2 separate regions of the Mus musculus genome follow, and region 2 is linked to region 1. Evidence: chromatin loops called from intact Hi-C (ENCODE). Cell type or tissue: left cerebral cortex. All regions are shown on one strand.

Region 1 (5,000 bases):
TGTTGTTTTATTATCAATCAGTTCATTGATTAATTGACTAATAGTAATTAACACCTTTGTTCATTCAGTTCCCAGAGAAAAGACAAAAAACCTTTTTGTTTATAATAAGCCTTAACAGCACTAGAGCTGGGCAGATATCAACCCTCTGTGCTATTTTGTCTACTTCCCTGTCAATAACCCCGAGTTATAACTTGCCATGTTCTGTCTGGGACTCTCTTAACTCCAACTAGTCAGCCCTCGTGGCCATGTTTTCACACAGTGCCTTCTCTGCTCTCCTTATCTCCCTCCCTTCTCGGGTGTGGTCTCTGCCTTAGGCCCAAAGCCTGGCAAACAAAGTCCCCCTTCCATGTCTTCTGCCCAGCTACAGTCTATAGGCATCTTTATTCACCAGTCAGGGAGAACTTGGAGTCAAGGTTACATAGCATCACTTGGTATATGCAAGGATCTATTCACCCCTGGGGGCAAGGAGACCATGGAGGCCAGTATTTAGCATTATAACACATAGTAACAGATCAAACTGGACCTAAATTCTACACAAAAATGAATAAATAATTAAATGTAATGGTAAAATTTTAAGATGATGAATTTTCTAACTACTCTGAATTGATCATTACACACTATGAGCATGTGTTTCATAATTGTGTATAATTAATAGCATATTAATTAATTATATATTAGGGATTAAAGCCATGTGTCACCGTGCCTGGTTGATTGACTGATGTTGATTCCTGGGACCCTCCCTATCTTCTGGATTTTTCTTTCCAATTTCTCTTTGTTTGCCTTTTAAATGCTGGTTCTGTCCATTCTCCTTTGTCAAGCAGATTTTTTATTCTTTTTTTTTCTTTCTTTTTAAAATATACTTGATTTAGAACCTTGTTTTATTTAAATGTGCTCTTCATGTTACAGGACAACCTTTCAGGGTCAATCAAATATGTGACATCAGGGAGTTTCCTCCAAACTTCTAAAGGCTCACAGGCAGGGCTCTAAACTTCTCTAAGGCAGCTTCAGGATCCAAAGGAGCACGGCACAGTAATTGTGGCCTAAGAAGTAAGGGTTCCTGCCAGGACACGGGCTGAGAAAGAAGGTCAGCTGGGTGCTTTCTCTGCCTCTCTGAGCTTGCAGGCTCTCACCCCAGCATCTGGCTTCTGAGTCTTCATTGGCAAAATTGGACAATTGAAATTTTGTTTAAAAAACAACAAAGTATGAAACTATATTTTGTGTGTGTGTCTGCGCAGGAGTGTATGTTTTTTGAGACAGGGTTCCTGGCCTGACTGGCTTGAAACTTGCTTTGTAGATTATATTGGCCTTGAACTCTCAGAGATCCACCTACTCCTGCCTCGTGAGGGCTGGAAATAAAGGCATGCACCTCCATGCTGGGCTAAAACTCTACTTTTTGACATAAGATGTTGGTAACAGTCTCACTATCTTTGTGTTTTCTTTAACAATTAAGTATGAGTCAACATTCCATGCATCCAAAAACCCAGAAAGATTGGAGGCTTTGGGCGTCGACTTGGCTTCTGTCTTCACTGTATTAAGTTTGACATCTGCAAGCATCTTTGCATTGTATTGTTTTCTCATTGTTTTATATGAAGGACCGAATGCCACAACAGTTTCAAATTTAAAAAACTCTCTAAACAGGCTGGCAAGTGGTGTCAACAGCATTAGCTAAAAAATTTTTTTTCAGCACGCAAAGTGTGCCAAAGAATGTGGTGTTAGTGCAAAATACATAAACTCAAATATTATTTCACAAAACTTAATTTTTTTTACTTCACTGAAATCACTAAATTATTAAGGAACAAAATAGTCACATCACGTGCAGACATTATTGATAATAGGCCATAAATTTTAGCAAGTACAATTAGAAATTAAAGCATTAAAAGAAGAAAGAGCAGAAAGAGAAAAGTCGTGGGACACTTGCATCTGCACAGCTCCCCTTCCTCTGCACTGCCAGTCCCTCCTGCGTGCCCTAGTGGTCTCTGTCACTGACCTGCCTGCTGCCAACACAAAGCACAAACCCTCTAAGCATACAAACTCTGTCAGCCTTCCTCTTAAGAAGGGAAGTGCCAGTTGTGGTGATGCCTGTGAGCCCAACATTTGGGAGACCGATGTGGGACTGTCTGTCCAAAACCTCCCTGTGCTGTGTCGGGAGTGAGGTGGAGAAGATGGAGGAGTGAAACTCCAACTGTGGTCCCTCTGGGTGTGATCACAGGAGCACGAGCTTTCACATTTCTGCAGCTCCTTGGTTGGAACTTTCGGGTGCAGCTGAGAGTCCAAGAGGGTTAGCACAGCATCCTAAAGTCAGAACTCAAAAGTCAAAAAGCAAAGCCGGGCGTTGTGGCACACACCTTTAATCCCAGCACTCGGGAGGCAGGCAGATTTCTGAGTTCGAGGCCTGCCTGGTCTACAAAGTGAGTTCCAGGACAGCCAGGGTTACACAGAGAAACCCTGTCTCGAAAAACAAAACAAAACAAAAAAACAAACAAAAAAAGCAGCCAGTGGCAGCTGAGTGCCCTGGAGATCTTTGCACACCTCTGAAGAGAACACTCTTCCTCTTGGGTCCATTCACACAGTCAGCAAATACAGTCACACTTTAAATGCAAAGCTCCTGGCTGCTCAAGGCTCATAGCATTTGCTACCTCAGGAGGGCAGCAACATCACACAAACCAAGACTGATAGCAAGGGCCAACCTACTAAAATGCTAGCCCTTGTTCCCTCCATGCCTTGAGGAAAGACACCATGAATACCACTTCCCTTTGAAAGCCTTCACTTCATGCCCCATCTGCTGTTTTGGCGCTGACAAAAGTGTAACTGTATTGAGGCTGGAGTATATTGGGGTGTGGGTGTTTGGGGTAGAAGGTACCGATATCTCAATATGGCATTAGTGCTGGGCATGTAGCTCAGTGGGTGACAGAGCCTGCCTCTATCTGACCACCACAGGGAAACAACTGAACTGACGCTAACAGGTTGATGTATGCCTGAGGTGAGCAAGCATCTGGAGTTTCCTTCACCATCTATTGTCCTCGTGTTAATGGCATAAGAGAAGCCAGTTAGCAGGCCTGTGGCTGAGTCCTCTCACTTACTGACCACACTGCCTCCAGGTTGTCTTACACGTCACAGTCGCCTACATGTTCACCCACTCCCTCAATCAATCACTAAATCCGTTTTTAGAGTCGTCTTTGAACGTATGGGACTTCTGATAAATTCTCCAGTAGACATCACCAGTCAGGTGTCCCCTTGGGGCCTCCGAATGTCCAAAACAGAATGGACAGTCTCTTCTCAAATCTGTTCATCCCCAACATAGTCCAACCAGTGAGCTGCACTAACAGCAGTTCAGCCACTGGAGTTGGAGACTCAGGAGTTGAATGCCTCTCCTTCCCTCCCTCTCACGTCCCAGCCTGTGTTGTCTTCTGGTCATCGCCACTGCTGGCCCACATCTAAGGCTCATCAGGCCTCTAAGATATTTCTACATGGTTTCTCTGTCTCATACTACGGCTCTTCCTCCTGTTTCTTTGCTTTGGTTGACATGGTCTATCTTACATGTAAATCTAGTCAGATAACTTCTCTGGTTGAAGTTCTTGTTCTCTCTCTCTCTCTGGTTTTTTGAGACAGGGTTTCTCTGTTTAGCCCTGGCTGCCCTGGAACTCACTCTGTAGACCAGGCTGGCCTTGAACTCAGAAATCTGCCTGCAATTGAGTCTCTTAAGGTAACATTTTTCAGCTCTTCTCTGTCCATTAGCCTTTCTTTCTGCTCCACTGAGCACAGGACTGAGGTCGCACCCCGTGCCTAGCTGCACTGGCATTCAGAGGATACAGGAGGCTTGTGAACTTCCAGCTTTTGTAAACTATGAAGTGTGAACCATCACAGGACCAGGAAGCCAATCTAATGGATTACAATCAGTCTTGATTTATAAAAGAAAAACAGAATAGTAAACAATAGAGTATTGTTTGTGAACCTTCAGTATAAAATGTGTGTCTTTTAGTGAGTTGTATTAAAATTAAATGAATAAGCCAGCACTTTTTTGGTTTGGTTGTTTTGTCTTTTTTGTTTTGCTTTATTTAGCAAGATCAACTTCGCCTAGGGGAAAACTAAAACCGCACAGGTAGCTAAAAATTTCATCGTTTCTGTGGATTGCCACAGGTCTCAAAGGCTGAGCTTCAAAGAAGGAAGTGCCCACTGTAGTTAGTTCTAGGTTTCTGAAAAACGGAGGAAGTTAAAATCAACTACAAAAATCCAGGAACTGTGGCCATGTGTCCATAAAGCCTAGTGGTCCCGCAGTAAGTCTACTGTTGTGGAAATTAAGCTTCTAGGGCCTCACATGTGATACTGGAACTCTTATATGTATTCCCTGCTGTTGAGGATCTGACTTGAGTGTGAAGATTTAACAGTTTAACTGGCTGCTTCCCCAACATTCTGTTGGGAAGAACAGAGAGCTTTGGGCCAATGAGGTGCCGCCATTGGGTTTCCATAGTGATAAAAGAAACAAACCATCCTGGGGCACAAGTCAGGCTCAGTCAAAGGACTAGCTAGAGGGTGAATTCCTCCTCAAGGGACTTTCAGGTAATAACTGGGGACAACTGAACTGTCTTCTAAGGGAAGCTCCTGGGGTGGATGGCCGCGGAACCCTTCTAAACACCACTGGCTGGGTTTGCAAGTCTTCAAGGCAGTCTGGAGATTTCTGCCTTGGCATCTCAACCACTTGGGAATAAACACAGCAACCATGAGTTCTGAAACACCTTGATTGGGTGAGAAATGACCCCTGAGTTTCCCTAAAACATTATGGTTTCTTTAAGACTCACAACCTGGGAAGGGACCACAAGGCCAATGAATCTTTGAAAGAATTAAAGTAAGATCTTGGGAAGAGTTTCCAGCCGCTTGTTGAAAACCCACCCTTTCTAAAGCTCTGCTCACTCAGCGACAACTTCCGGCTGTGAGTGAAACACCAGGGAGATAAGACAGGGGAAGAAAAGAAGGGAACACACACACGTGCCCACACGCACATA
Region 2 (5,000 bases), 140 kb after region 1:
TACCTAGGAGGTAGAGACAGGATGATCAGGAGTTCAATTCAAGGTCATCCTTAGCAAGAGGGACTAGAAGAGAAAAAAGAGCCCAAATAAATACTTCTTCCCAATTCTATTTCGCTTTAACGCAAGGTCTTGCGCACACCCCGACAGTCCCACTGTTTTCATAGAAAACACATGCCAGGACAGGTCAAGAGGAGAATGGGGAGTAAGCAGAATCACTGAGTTGAATCTACCCAGGAAAACAGTTGGTTAGAATTCAGAAATGGCTGATAGGGCCATGTTAATGAAAGCCTTATACTATCAAAGTTCAAAATAGGGACAAAGAGCAAGAAAATTGCAAAGGCAGTGCTCCTGTTACATGGAGTCTGACGACCAGATCCAGCATCCTGACATATGTTTTATGAAGTCTCCAGAATGGGTGAGGGGGAGGGGGCTCAATGCCATCAGCCTTATACCCATACCAACTAAGGAATAGACATTATATAAATTCACCATCATAGAACGTACAACCACATGTCACACACTTTTCAACCTAATTGAGTTCTGACACTATGGTTGTATATGTATGCATTCCTTTACTATCTCCCCCGCCCCATGAGGAGTAATGAATTTGGCTGGGATGGTGTCCTAAGTTAAGAGTGTATAACTGTATGAGTCCACATTAGGAGAGCGAGATAACCAACATTAGGCTCTCCAGCATTAGAGAAAATACTAGAAATGAATTTGAAATACAGGACAGATTGCCTCATGAAGTGATGCTATCAGTAAAGACTTGTAAGGATACTAATGCTACCCAAAGTACATTCTGTTAGATCACAGACCCCTCTCTCTGTCTCATGTCTCTCAAAAATCCGGCCATGGCTCCTTATAGCTGACAGGCACCATGCTTATGGAGTCTAGAGCGTGTAGGTCTTGGGAAGCAAGGGGGGGATAAGTAAGCCACCCCCCTCCCCCCCCACACACACACACACGGAAGTTAGAAGGTAAATTTACCCAGTACTTGGCTTCTTGGCACATAGGCTATGCCAGTTTAAATTACACTAAACCTCTGGTCTTCCCTTCACAACCTAGAAGAGTCAGAGTACCTCCTTTGCTTGGAGTGTTTGCTTGGAGACTGTTTTTCTCCTTCAGCTCCCTATACACACAATAACAGCTGCCATAGTCTAAGTCTTAGACATATACTTGGAAATATCTTCATTGTCTTTCCCCAGGAGTTTGTTTGTTTGTTGTGAATGTTTGATAGGATTTGAGACAAGGTTTCTCTGTGTAGCCCACCTGAAACTATCTCTGTAGACCAGGCTGGCCTTGACCTCAGAAATCTATCTGTCTCTGCCTCCCAGTTGCTGGGGTTAAAGTAATGTGCCACCATGCCTGGCAATTTTTTTTTAATCAAGTTTAGAATTTGCAGGAACAGTTATTATTATCTCATGTGTTGCACTGGTAATTCTATAGCTTTTTTTTAAATCTAATTTTGATTTCCTTGAAACATTTGAGAGCATCTATTTTCTTTTTATTCATCATTGTTGTGTCCTTAGCATTTTATTCAACAATATTTCTAATATAGATAATAATTAACAATTATTACCCCTAGAATAAAAATGCGTCTTGAATTTTCAAAAACCTAAATAATTACATTATTATTATTTTAGAACTACTACTAGTAATAACAGCTAATGTGAAGGATATATGCCAATTGCTATTTTAAGAATTTGTGTGTTATTTATTCTTTTTTTTAAAGGTTTATTTATTATTATATATAAGTAGACTGTAGCTGTCTTCATACACCCCAGAAGAGGGCATCAGATCTCATTACGGGTGGTTGTGAGCCACCATGTGGTTGCTGGGATTTGAACTCACGACCTTTGGAAGAGCAGTCAGTGCTCTTACCTGCTGAGCCATCACTCCAGCCCCGGGTTATTTGTTCTTTAAATAAATAAATAAATAAATAAATAACCTCTCTTGTCAGCTAGGTATGCAGCATATGCCTTTCACCCTAGCACTGTAGAAGCAGAGGCAGGAGGATCACCATGAGTTAGAGGTCAGCCTGGTCTACACACTGAGTTTCGAGTTTCAAGCCAGCTAGGGCTTCCTAGTAAGCCTTTGTCTCAAAAAACCAAAACAGACAAAAACTAAAAAACTTTTGTCATAGATACTTCTATTGTCCTCATTTTATAAACAAGGAGTTTGAGATGACAGAGAAAAAACTCTTCCAAAAACACATATTTTATAGACCAAAATTCTCTTTAACCCATTAGACTGTATTGGTATTTCTGTTCTCACTGTATGGTGGGAACAAACTAGGCAGGCATCCTACCAACTGAGCCACAACCTAGCCCTAGTTTCCTTTTTCTGAAGTAGGGATTCATAGTTTTGCTTAGATCTCAGAGCAGTCGATACATGTACACTCTACTCTCCATAGCCTACCTACAAACATAAGTAAGTGAATAAATGTAAGACCCTTGTTTTATATCTCTTATATCGGGATTTTCATATTCAAATATTTAGTTTTTGTTGTTCATTATAAGACATTTCAAGCTGTAACAAAGTAGATAGAATAATATAATTAAGTTTGTGTACTGATTACTAAAATGGCTATCAGCTTAAGGTCAGTTGCATTTTATTTCCAATACAAGGGGCTGAAGAGATAACTCGGTGGTTAAGAGTGCATACTGCTCTTGCAGAGGACCTGAGTCTGATTCCTAACACCCACATCTGATGTGGCTCAGAACCACCTGTAACTCAAGTTCAAGGGAATCTGATGCCCCCTTGTGGCCTCTGCAGGTACTTATACTCACTGCACATATTCACAAAGAGACATGTGTACACATGTTTATAAATATTTGTATCTAATTCACTCCTTTCTTACCCTCTGCCCCAATTTTTATTCTTCTCTTATATATTACATCTCCAAAATTTTCCCTCTCTCCATTTCTCCCAGTCCATCCCTCCACCTCCCCTCTTCCAGATCCTCTCCTCCTCCATTTCCCTTCAAAACAAAACAAAAAAGTAGGCCTCCCCGGGAGAGTAGGCACAAACCCTCACATCACAGCTGGCCAAGGCAACCCAGGAGGAATAAAGTTGTCTCAAGCTCAGGCAAGAGTCAGAGATAACCCTTACTCCTGTAGGAGTCCACAAAACAAGCTACACAACCATAGCAATATGCAGAGGCCCAAGCTCAGGCCCATACAGGGTCCATGTTTGTCAATTCAGTCTCTGTGAGCCCCTACGAGCACTGCTTAGTTGATTCTGTGAGGCCATGTTTTTCAGGGGTGTCCTCCACCCCTCTGGTTCCTACAACCCTTCTCACTCTCCTGTGTTTTCTAGGTCCCACCTAATGTTTGACTCTGGGTCTCTGTATCTGTTCCTATCATTTGCTGGATGATGTTTCTCTAATGACAGTTTGGCTTGGCTCCAGTTTATGAATATAGCAGAATATCATTAGAAATCATTTCATTGCCCCCAGCCCCTGCCCTCCTTTTTGGTTCTATCCTGGATCTTTGGATATGTCTTGTCTCTGGAGGGCTCAAGAGGGGACCCATGAATCTCCCTGGGGAGGGGAAATTAAATAGATTTTTTGGGGTGGAGTGGGAGAGGGTGGGGAGTGGGGAACAGAGAAAGAGAGTACTAAGAGAGAATACTAGCATTGGGGGTAAGATGTAGAAACTTACTGCAGTTGGAACTCCCAGACTCTATGAGAGTGACCTCAAGAAGTCCCCTGGTCAAATGGATGTATCTGGAGGATATCATCCTGAGTGAGGTAACCCAATCACAAAAGAACTCACTTGATATGCACTCACTGATAAGTGGATATTAGTCCAGAAACTTAGAATATCCAAGATACAATTTGCAAAACACAAGAAAATCAAGAAGAAGGAAGACCAACACATAGATACTTCATTCCTTCTTAGAATAGGGAACAAAATACACATGGAAGGAGTTACAGAGACAAAGTTTGGAGCTGAGAGGAAAGGATGGACCATCCAGAGACTGCCCCACCCGGGGATCCATCCATAATCAGCCACCAAACGCAGACACTATTGCATATGCCAGCAAGATTTTGCTGAAAGGACCCTGATATAGCTGCCTCGTATGAGGCTATGCCAGTGCCTGGCAAATACAGAAGTGGATGCTCACAGTCATCTATTGGATGGAACACAGGGCCCCCAATGGAGGAGCTAGAGAAAGTACCCAAGGAGCTGAAGGGGTCTGCAACCCTATAGGTGGAACAACAGTATGAACTAACCAGTACCCCCAGAGCTCGTGTCTCTAGCTGCATATGTAGCAGAAGACGGCCTAGTCGGCCATCATTGGGAAGAGAGGCCCTTTGGCCTTGCAAACTTTATATGCCCCAGTACAGGGGAATGCCAGGGCCAAGAAGTGGAAGTGGGTGGGTAGGGGAGCAAGGTGTGTGTGGGGGGGGGGAGGGTATAGGGGACTTTCGGGATAGCATTTGAAATGTAAATGAAGAAAATATCTAATAAAAATTTGAAGAAAAAAAAAAGTCCCCTGGTAATAGAGGCAAACTGGCTATTTTCCATAACCAAGCAAGGCTCCCAGCAGTCTGACTGAGGCATCAAACCAGCCACAAAACCTTCAACCTACACAAATCTGTCCCACCTGTAAAATGTGCTGGGGTGATGGTGGTGTAGAACTTGCGGGAGTGGTCATGCAATGACTGGTTCAGGTTGAGACCCATGTCACTGCTTGGATGGCCTCTGCCCCTCTTTTATATGTCATTACTGAAACATTGTTTGAGTGAGGCTGTTCTTGTTTATTTTGTTTTTTTTTTTTTTTAAAGATTTATTTATTATATGTAAGTACACTGTAGCTGTCCTCAGACACTCCAGAAGAGGGCGCCAGATCTCATTACGGATGGTTGTGAGCCACCATGTGGTTGCTGGGATTTGAACTCCGGACCTTCGGAAGAACAGTCGGGTGCTCTTACCCACTGAGCCATCTCACCAGCCCTCTTGTTTATTTTGAATTACATTAATAAACACCAT

What was found. A loop is a pair of places that touch in the nucleus more often than their neighbours do. Peaks named below come from ENCODE experiments on the same cell type or tissue, not always from the same donor. Only the 100,000 strongest peaks of a DNase experiment are listed, where the experiment ranks them.
Region 2: a loop joins it to region 1, with 2.8 times the contacts of the local background. A loop is called at or near these places in 3 of 42 quality-filtered maps.

Annotation. Positions count from the first base shown.
Region 1 is chr1:58,695,459-58,700,458 of GRCm38, reverse strand. Flacc1 (flagellum associated containing coiled-coil domains 1) reads left to right here and starts at 4,470. Exons shown (of 15, transcript NM_175370.5): 1 at 4,470-4,557. In left cerebral cortex, a CTCF peak has its summit at 2,651 (motif pointing right); a DNase peak (open chromatin) is centred at 2,651.
Region 2 is chr1:58,560,418-58,565,417 of GRCm38, reverse strand. All of the region lies in intron 2 of Fam126b (family with sequence similarity 126, member B), which reads left to right. Among named protein-coding and RNA genes, the nearest start is that of Fam126b, 23 kb to the left of the region's middle. In left cerebral cortex, CTCF peaks have their summits at 2,772 (motif pointing left) and 4,814 (motif pointing right); a DNase peak (open chromatin) is centred at 2,770.